Linked DNA regions of Homo sapiens: region 2 is linked to region 1. The links are chromatin contacts, found by Hi-C or POLR2A ChIA-PET in ENCODE. All regions are on one chromosome and are shown on one strand. Each heading gives the region's core, a stretch centred on a gene start or an enhancer-like site at or near the end of the contact. The rest is flanking DNA. Distances are from core to core; before and after follow the strand shown.

Region 1 (4,481 bases), core at 1,446-3,945:
CCCTCATACTGTGTATTGATAGAGGCAGGAGACAGCCAACTAAGTAGGGTAGAGTCCCCAGAGAACCTCCGATCCACCCAGGTCATTGTGCACATAAGGCTTGCCTATACATGCCCACGGTAAAAATTTCGGTCTTTTAACACATGCTTAGAAAGGGAAATAAATCAATGTGGAGTGGCTTAGACTAAGGGCCCACACGCGCACTGGGGGAACAGGGTGGAGCTACTGGGAATTCCCGCCTTATGCAAAGGAGGAGCCAGACCTCTTCAATTCATGTGTGGTGGCCTTGCGTTCAATATGAGAGGTGGGAGCCCGCTGGTGGGACCCCCTCTCTTTGCTGAGCACTCCCCTTAAGCTTAATAAGTTCCACTCTCCTCACCCTTCACTGTGTCCGCATGTCTAATTTTTCCTGGTGATGACACAAAAACACGGATTTAGCTGAACCAAGGAGCAAAAAAATCCTGCATCATCATGACACAGAAAACCGAGGGTGGCACCATGAATGGCCAAATGACTATCAGAATGGCAACAAACTGGTGAAAGGATGATAAACTTGGTCTCAGATTTTCAGGATTTCTGTTCATTAGACTATCTTTCTGAAATTAACATATGATCAACCAAAACAGAAAATAACTACACAGAGACTTAAAAAGTCATTTACAGTTAACCTTTCACATTAACACTATAATATAGTCATCCGGGAAATATTTATTGGAAGCCTCTGTTCAACACTCTAGACATTCATTCTAACTTAAACTAGTTTTCTTTATCCAAATAGCGTGTAATTATGTGTTTCTTACAAACATCCTTTCAAATGGTAAGTCAGTTAATAGGGCTGCTTCTTTATAAAGTAAAAGAAGAAAATTCAAAACGGCTAGTAAGTTCTAAAGAAAAGGTATATGGCACCAGGAAAAAAAAAAGGAGATGGGAGAGTTAGTAAATTGTGGAATGGAAAGTGTCAATTCTGGTAGAAATAAAATGAAAGGATGGCAGGAAAGGCAAACCCCTAAGGAGTATGATGGCTTCTTTGACTCTTAGAACTCTGGGCTGGTACACTCAGCTGTGGCATGGCGGCAGGGAGGAATGCAGCATGGGTATCACAAAGCTGGGCTTACACGCTTCTAACAACCTGGCCCAGCCATACCACCACAAGCGAGTTGCAAACCTATCTGAACTTCAGATCTTCATCTGCACAATGGAGATAATGTAAATGCTCTCACAGAACGATTGAGAGCATCAAGGCAAATGAAGAACGTATACAGATTTCCATAAATAATTAAACGTAGCAGGTTATTGCCACTGCTGAGTCACTGAAAAGTATAAGCAAGCAGTGATGGTACCTACCCAAAGGGAGGAGGCAGGAAATGGGTTACGACGAATGATATTGAGCCATCAATATCAATTTGCCTGGTTTTCTACACACCTACTATGCAAAGGAGAAAGTAAGAGGTTCATGGAAAAGACTATTTCTCCCTCACTCCACGATGATGTCTTAACTAAGACCAAAAAAAACCTCGTTGTTTCAGGGTTTTTTCCCTCCCTTATACTGTATTTGTCTTCATAGAGAAGGCAACATCTTGTTAGCATTTCCTTTTTAAAAACACTAAAAAGAAAAACCTGTCAAAATGGTACCACCACATTAAGTCGTGCATGCTACTTAAAAAGTTTTAGGCTTGGGATGATGAAGGGTGGATGACAACTCAATGTTGGGCTGAAACTTTCTGAAGATAAAGTAAAACAGGAAGTGATGGTTATTTCACAGGCATAGCATCATACATATGAGGTCAATTACTCAAAGGTCTGAAGACTTTTAAAGCACTTCAACATTTCTTGATTACAGCAACTGACAGCAATATGCAATAAACTACAACAATGGCAATTGACACTGATTACATTTTGATCAGTTCCTACAATTCTGAACTCATTTGTTACTGAGCTTGTCAGACAAGCCACAGATACATTCAAGAAATCAAATTAAGCCCCCTGATTAAAGGTGCAATCCTTTATAACTAGGACTAAATAATTCTGTTCTAAAGACTTTGCCAACCAATTACTTCAGTAACTGAATATTCTCTCTCTCATTAAATCAATTATTTAAATCTCGTTTTAACATACAAGTCAGATAACATTTTCAATCAACTTGCTACCAGCAAACCACCTTTTTAAAATCCAAGAGGCTTCTAAAGGAAATCTTTTATTTCCAGCTTTCTACCAAATTATGATTCCGTATTTTGAGAATCATATTCTGTCTATGGAAAAATAAGCCATCATTCTAAATTCATGGAATAAAAAGCAGCTGTCACATCAGAAGCAAATGACTACACAGTGTCTATGTTACTAATTCTCTCTTAAATTTTCACTGTTTTCAAATAGCTCAATCATCCCTAGCAGTCCTTTAGAATCAGTGAATGCACTGGGACTAGGCAGAATTTAATAATTATTTGGGATTCAAATGTGAAAATACATTTGGAGGGTTCATTCAGAATACATGTTCTACCATAAGAAAGATAAAAACAATTTGCTTCCTTTCTGACCAAGGAAGGACACTTTATGGGTTTGTTAAAAATCTAAACTAACAAGCACAGATAAAAAGAGTTGACTTTTTATTTGGGTGAATGTTTCACGCTTACGTAACCACTGGTCATTTTTTTGAAACTGAAAATCTGCAGTCCAACCTAAATGCAAAGTGCAATTTTATGCAGCTGCTAGCACCCTACTCAACACTGACTTAGGTCCAATTTTAAAGTACTTGAAAAAGCACAGTGAATGGATGAATTTTGAAAATATGTTTTATACTTTTCAGCTACGTTAGTTCACTTTTTTCCCCAATCTATGCAACAAAGCTGTCCTACAAAGGAAACAAGGTAATGGTTTTCAAGTAAAACTCTTCTCATTTCTTGTTTTCTGTGGTTTTATGTGTGAAAATAAGGTCATCCAGCCCTTCTTGCAAATCAGATTTAGAATTAACCACTGAGCTCACCAGACCACACAAACTACTACCACATTTTCTCACAATTTCCTCTTCTTCCACTCTGATGTTTTAAACTAAAGTAGGGAAGAAGGAAGAATGTATAACAATTCTACCTCGTATCAGTTCTAATCTACCATGAACTATTGTAATTGATATTTTACATTCTCACTCCATTTACTAAAAAACCATGACTCACCTAAAGACAACTCATCTGATATTTCTCCCTGCCTTTCCAAACTGTGCTAAGTTTCTACTTTACAAAAACAATAACAACTTCTACCAAATCTGTGCGCCCTGTCTTAGAGGCTGCAAAGGGGAAGAAAAAGGCAGGCATCTGCTTATATGGGCATGTTCTTTCAGCAGCTTAAGAAGCTTGGTCCAGGGAAAGGCTTAGAGGCTGCTGGAAATCCAGCGGATAGCTGCCTTAGGCTCCCAGAGGGGAAGACAACTAAGAATACCCTCTCATCACCGGATGGAGGAAGGCAGCTGCCTGCTCCTTTACCTGGCCTCGAGGAGAATAACTGCCTCTCTATTTAGACAGTTTTCTATGGTCAATGTCATTGCTATTTCATGCCAGCTGGGAATTAGGGGAGAAGGAAAGAAGGGGGAGAGAATAAAGAGGATAAGGAGGGAACAAAGGGGCAGGAGAAGGAGGACGGAGAGAAGGATAGTGGAAAGAAACATTTTGCTATTTTAATATGAAATATGAAGGGAAAAAACATACCAGAAAAAAGAGACAAGTGAAAAAACATGCAAGAGATTAAGCATATACCCTTTTAGAAATCATTATAAACTTTTACATGAGTATTTAAATAAGACTTAAAACACTTTAACAAACAATACAAAGTACTTTGTGTAAAAATGGCAATAAAAAATTCTAAAGTAAATAATTAGCTCTCAAGAACTACAGAGAATTGGATAAATGGCAGCTCTCCTCAAAAAATAGTACATGGCTTGGGACTGTTTCTCAAATACTTAAAAATTAAATTATTTCCCATTTCTACAAAGACAATGCATTACAAACAAAATGTTCCTTGAAAAAATTCAAATTTGAAATAAACCTATTACCTGCAGGAATAATAATAAACACTAATTGCTTTAAAAAAGCAAAGTTAAAAACTTGGCAGACCCACACAATTTTTTCCTCTTCAGGATATACATGTAACCCTCTAACAATGAGCAAAATGGGAAAAGTTGGAGAAAAAAATGCCCCTAAGATTATGTAGACATGACTATTCAAAACTCTAAAACCCTTTTTTTGGAAGAGGCGTTAAATTATTTCCATTTGAACACTCAATCAGTGTTCAATATGAAGGGAAAAAACACACCAGAAAAAAGAGACAAGTCCACTCCATCAGAATAAAAGGAAAGAAATAAGGAAACATTTAAGTGATTAGGAAATAGCAAATAAATATATTTTGTCAAGGGCTAAGGTTTGTATTGGTAGCATAAGGTAATAAGAAAATGGTATTAATGCTAATGAAAATCCAAAGTTTTTGACTGATAATCT
Region 2 (4,481 bases), core at 1,357-3,856, 260 kb after region 1:
GTTTTAGGTCTAACATTTAAGTCTTTAATCCATCTTCAATTAATTTTTGTATAAGGTGTAAGGAAGGGATCTAGTTTCAGCTTTCTACATATGGCTAGCCAGTTTGCCCAGCACCATTTATTAAATAGGGAATCCTTTCCCCATTTCTTGTTTTTGTCAGGTTTGTGAAAGATCAGATGGTTGTAGATGTGTGGTATTGTTTCTAATGGCTCTGTTCTGTACCATTGGTCTATATCTCTGTTTTGGTACCAGTACCTTGCTGTTTTGGTTACTATAGCCTTATAGTATAGTTTGAAGTCAGGTAGCATGATGCCTCCAGCTTTGTTCTTTTGGCTTAGGATTGTCGTGACAATGCGGGCTCTTTTTTGGTTCTATATGAACTTTAAAGTAGTTTTTTCAAATTCTGTGAAGAAAGTTATTGTTAGCTTGATGGGGATGGCACTGAATCTGTAAATTACCTTGGGCGGTGTGGCCATTTTCACGATATTGATTCTTCCTATCCATGAGCATGGAATGTTCTTCCATTTGTTTGTGTCCTCTCTTATTTCATTGAGCAGTGGTTTGTAATTCTCCTTGAAGAGGTCCTTCACGTCCCTTGTAAGTTGGATTCCTAGGTATTTTATTCTTTTTGAAGCAATTGTGAATGGGAATTCACTCATGATTTGGCTCTCTGTCTGTTATTGGTGTATAGAAATGCCTGTGATTTTTGCACATTGATTTTGTATCCTGACACTTTGCTGAAGTTGCTTATCAGCTTAAGGAGATTTTGGGCTGAGATGATGGGGTTTTCTAAATATACAATCATGTCATCTGCAAACAGGGACAATTTGACTTCCTCTTTTCCTAATTGAATACCCTTTATTTCTTTCTCCTGCCTGTTTGCCCTGGCCAGAACTTCCAACACTATGTTGAATAGGAGTGGTGAGAGAGGGCATCCCTGTCTTGTGCCAGTTTTCAAAGGGAATGCTTCCAGTTTTTGCCCATTCAGTATGATATTGGCTGTGGGTCTGTCATAAATAGCTCTTATTATTTTGAGATACATCCCATCAATACCTAATTTATTGAGAGTTTTTAGCATGAAAGGCTGTTGCCAATTCCAGTTTCTTAAGGTGACCAGATGTTCCATGTTATTTGTGTCATTCCATTTTTTCAAATGACCTATTCTATGTACAGAAAATCTTGAAGTTATAGATAAACCACGAAAAAATGCAAATAATTGGCCTGGTGCAGTGGCTCATGCCTGTAATCCCAGCACTTTGGGGGGCTGAGGCGGGCGGATCACCTGAGGTCAGGAGCTTGAGACCAGCCTGACCAACATGGAGAAACCCTGTCTCTACTAAAAAGACAAAATTACCCGGGCGTGGTGGTGCATGCCTGTAATCCCAGCTACTCGGAAGGCTGAGGCAGGAGAATCGCTTGAACTTGGGAGGTAGAGGTTGCAGTGAGCCGAGATCGCACCACTGCACTCCAGCCTGGCGACAGAGTGAGGCTCTGTCTCAAAAAAAAAAAAAAAAAAAAAAAAAAAAAAAAGAAAAAAAAGAAAAGAAAGAAAAGAAAGAAGAAAAAATCAAAGTCCTTACTTTGCATCATAATCCGCTAGGTGCAAAGGTCACAAAAGTGATTAAGAATAGCTCACAATGTAGTGAGCTGGAACCTGAAAAACGGATTAGGATTTACACAGGCGAGTGCTCAGAAAAAAGGGTAGTTCAGATAATTGGATCAGAAGAGAAGGCAAAAATGCATGACGTGTTTTTGAGAATTAGAGGAGCCCTCAAAATGTATTAGTGTGATATGCAAAATGCTCGATTTAAGATATTATCCATTAATGAATTTGAAAATGGGGACAAAAATAACTTTTCAGCCGTAATAACTATGCTCCCCTCCCTTTGAGTTTCGAATCTGTATCTTAGAGGCCACACTTGAATGTGGAAAAACTTTGTATTAATGTAAACACTATACAGTGATAAGACACGAACAGTGAAATAACCCCTAAGCTCATCTTATAACTGAACAGATAGGTGGTCAGAGAACTTGGATTTGAACCATGCCTATGCCACTAGCTGGTTGTGTGACCTCCAGCAAGTCACTTCTCAAGATACCACGTTTGCCATCATTAAGACGAGTGTGATCCAAAGGTCCACCTAGCCAGGTTTTGTGAGAATGATTTGAAATGCCTGTGAAAGCATTTCCTCTACCACGTCTGAGATGCTTTTGTTATCTCCAGGTTCTTTCAGGTCTTGAAATTTTGTGCATCACGATCCAAAATGTCTTAAGCATCATCACAAATGCTTGACCGTCCCTCATGAGCGGGTGGCGCTTCGCGCTGCCTGGGTCTGTACAACAGGGTCTTGCAGTCGAAAGCCACACACTCCCGGAGTGCAAGAGGGAGAGAAAGCTCTGCTTTCAGCCGGGAAAAAAAAAGGGCGCAAGACCGGACAGGTCCTGCCACAGACGTTCTCCTATGCTCACGCACAGTGGTCGCTCCTGCGGGAATGGGCAGCAGTGACGTGCCCACGTCGGGCGCGCTGACGTTCGCGTAGCGTGCGCCGCTGGCCAGGTGCGCAATAGTGGGGTATGCGTCACGGTCTGCGCCGCCCGCGGGGCCAGGACGGGGCGGAGCTTCCGCCTGGGCTGGGGTTGGCGAGTTCACCCGCGGCGGAGGGTAACTTTGCTGTGCTGTTTTTTGAGCAGTTGTCTGGTCCCTGGAAGTGTAGCATCGAGAGAGTTTTCTAATTACGTTTACAAAATATCTTCCCTTTGGCCATACAAGTGGTGACTGCCATGTCGAACTCGCGGCCCAGGTCCCGCCGAGACGCCGGGGGTGGCGCTGGGGCAGCCGGCCGGGACGAGCTGGTGTCGCGGTCCTTGCAGAGCGCAGAGCACTGTCTGGGCGTCCAGGACTTCGGCACTGCCTATGCCCACTACCTCCTCGTGCTCAGCCTGGCGCCGGAGCTGAAACACGACGTGAAGGTGAGGGTCCTTTTTTCTCACTTGCTGGCAGATCCAACGTCCTCGTAAAAAAAAAAAAAAAAACAGAAAAAAAAAAAAGCGGAGGGGCTAGGGTGCCTGGGTGGGTGGTTGCTGTTAATATTTAGGGCCCTTTTTTCTCACTTGCTGGCCGATCCAACGTCCTCGTAAAAAAAAAGAAAAGAAAAAAGGCGGAGGGGCTAGGGTGCTTGGTTGGGTGTTTGCTATTAATGTTTACTGTTCAACCTTGACATCTTTCGTTTATTCACACCTACGACCAGCCCAGAGGAAAATCCTGCCGTCTTCACCTTCGAAATATGTCCAGAATCTTACCAGTTCTCACCATCTTCCCCTTTACTACCCTGGTTCGAGCTTCAGTCATCTGCCGGCTGTTGCAGTCGGCTCTCAACTGAGCTCTCTCCTGCAGTCTGTGTCAACATAGCTAGCTTTTTGCAACAAAAGTCAAATGTTGTCATTTCTCAGTTTCAAAACTTTCATCTCGTTTAAAATTTTAAAGGCCCTCGAATTGGAAATGAGGTCTCACGTGATCCTCTTCTCCTTATATCTAATTTAAGCATGCCCTGGCTTGAGGGCTTTTGGATTTGTTATATTGTGTGTAGTAGGAATATAGTGGGCCTCTAGTTGAATAAAGTGTGTAATTAGCCTAAAGTGATTATCATTTAATGATGCGTTCTTTAAACTTCAATTATTGGATTATTTGCAACAATTACTCTGTTGAAATGCTGTTCTTTTTTGAAGTACTTTTAGAATCTAAATTACGAAAAATGATTTAACTTAAAATTGCAATTACTTTGCTTCATTTAGACTGAGGGTTTGTCAACCTCAGCACTATTGACATTTTGAATGGGATAATTCTTTGTTATGGGGGAGGGGAGGTGTCCTGTGCATTGCAGTATGTTTGGCAGCATCCTTGATCTCTACCCACTAAATGTCAGTAGCGTCTAGATGTTTGTAGTTCATGTAAACTTAGTGTAAATTTCAGGACCAGCTGTCCTACTTGAGGAGGAGATGATATGTTGAGATACAGTTTGCTTCTCTTGGTAGGCAGCAATAGAAAAATGGATCAACTCAAGTGATCTTTCCTCAGTTACTTGTTTCTTAGTTTCCTCTTCTGTGAAACAGGGACGCAGCCTCTCTTAAAAATGTTTACTGGGTATTAAAAGTATATTTAGACTGGGTGTGCTGGCTCAGGCCTGTAATCCCAGCACTTTGGGAGGCGGAGGCGGGTGGATCACAAGGTCAGGAGTTTGAGACCAGCCTGGCCAATATGGTGAAAACCTGTCTCTACTAAAAATTAAAAAATTAGGCCGGGCGCGGTGGCTCACGCCTGTAATCCCAGCACTTTGGGAGGCAGAGACGGGTGGATCACCTGAGGTCAGTAGTTCGAGACCAGCCTCAACATGGAGAAACCCCGTCTCTACTAAAAGTACAAAATTAGCTGGGCGTGGTGGTGCATGCCTGTAATCACAGCTACTCGAGAGGCTGAGGCAGGA

What was found. A loop is a pair of places that touch in the nucleus more often than their neighbours do. ChIA-PET counts read pairs that join two places held with the same protein, here RNA polymerase II (POLR2A). Pooled maps may share reads with other maps.
Region 2: a pooled map shows a loop between it and region 1 (4-fold over the local background). The contact joins the promoter of PRMT9 here to the enhancer-like site in region 1. A Hi-C loop is called at or near these places in 1 of 37 single-sample maps with no recorded cell type and 9 of 50 pooled maps. POLR2A ChIA-PET finds 5 or more read pairs at or near these places in 1 of 52 experiments (activated T-cell).

What each region holds. Positions count from the first base shown.
Region 1 is chr4:147,941,730-147,946,210 of GRCh38, reverse strand. All of the region lies in intron 14 of ARHGAP10 (Rho GTPase activating protein 10), which reads right to left. Among named protein-coding and RNA genes, the nearest start is that of MIR4799, 160 kb to the right of the region's middle. Within about 2 kb of position 2,695, at least 2 of the 41 ENCODE cell types and tissues checked have a DNase peak (open chromatin) inside an H3K27ac peak, as active enhancers do.
Region 2 is chr4:147,682,288-147,686,768 of GRCh38, reverse strand. It overlaps PRMT9 (protein arginine methyltransferase 9), which reads left to right and starts at 2,606. Exons shown (of 12, transcript NM_138364.4): 1 at 2,606-2,970. The coding sequence starts at 2,782.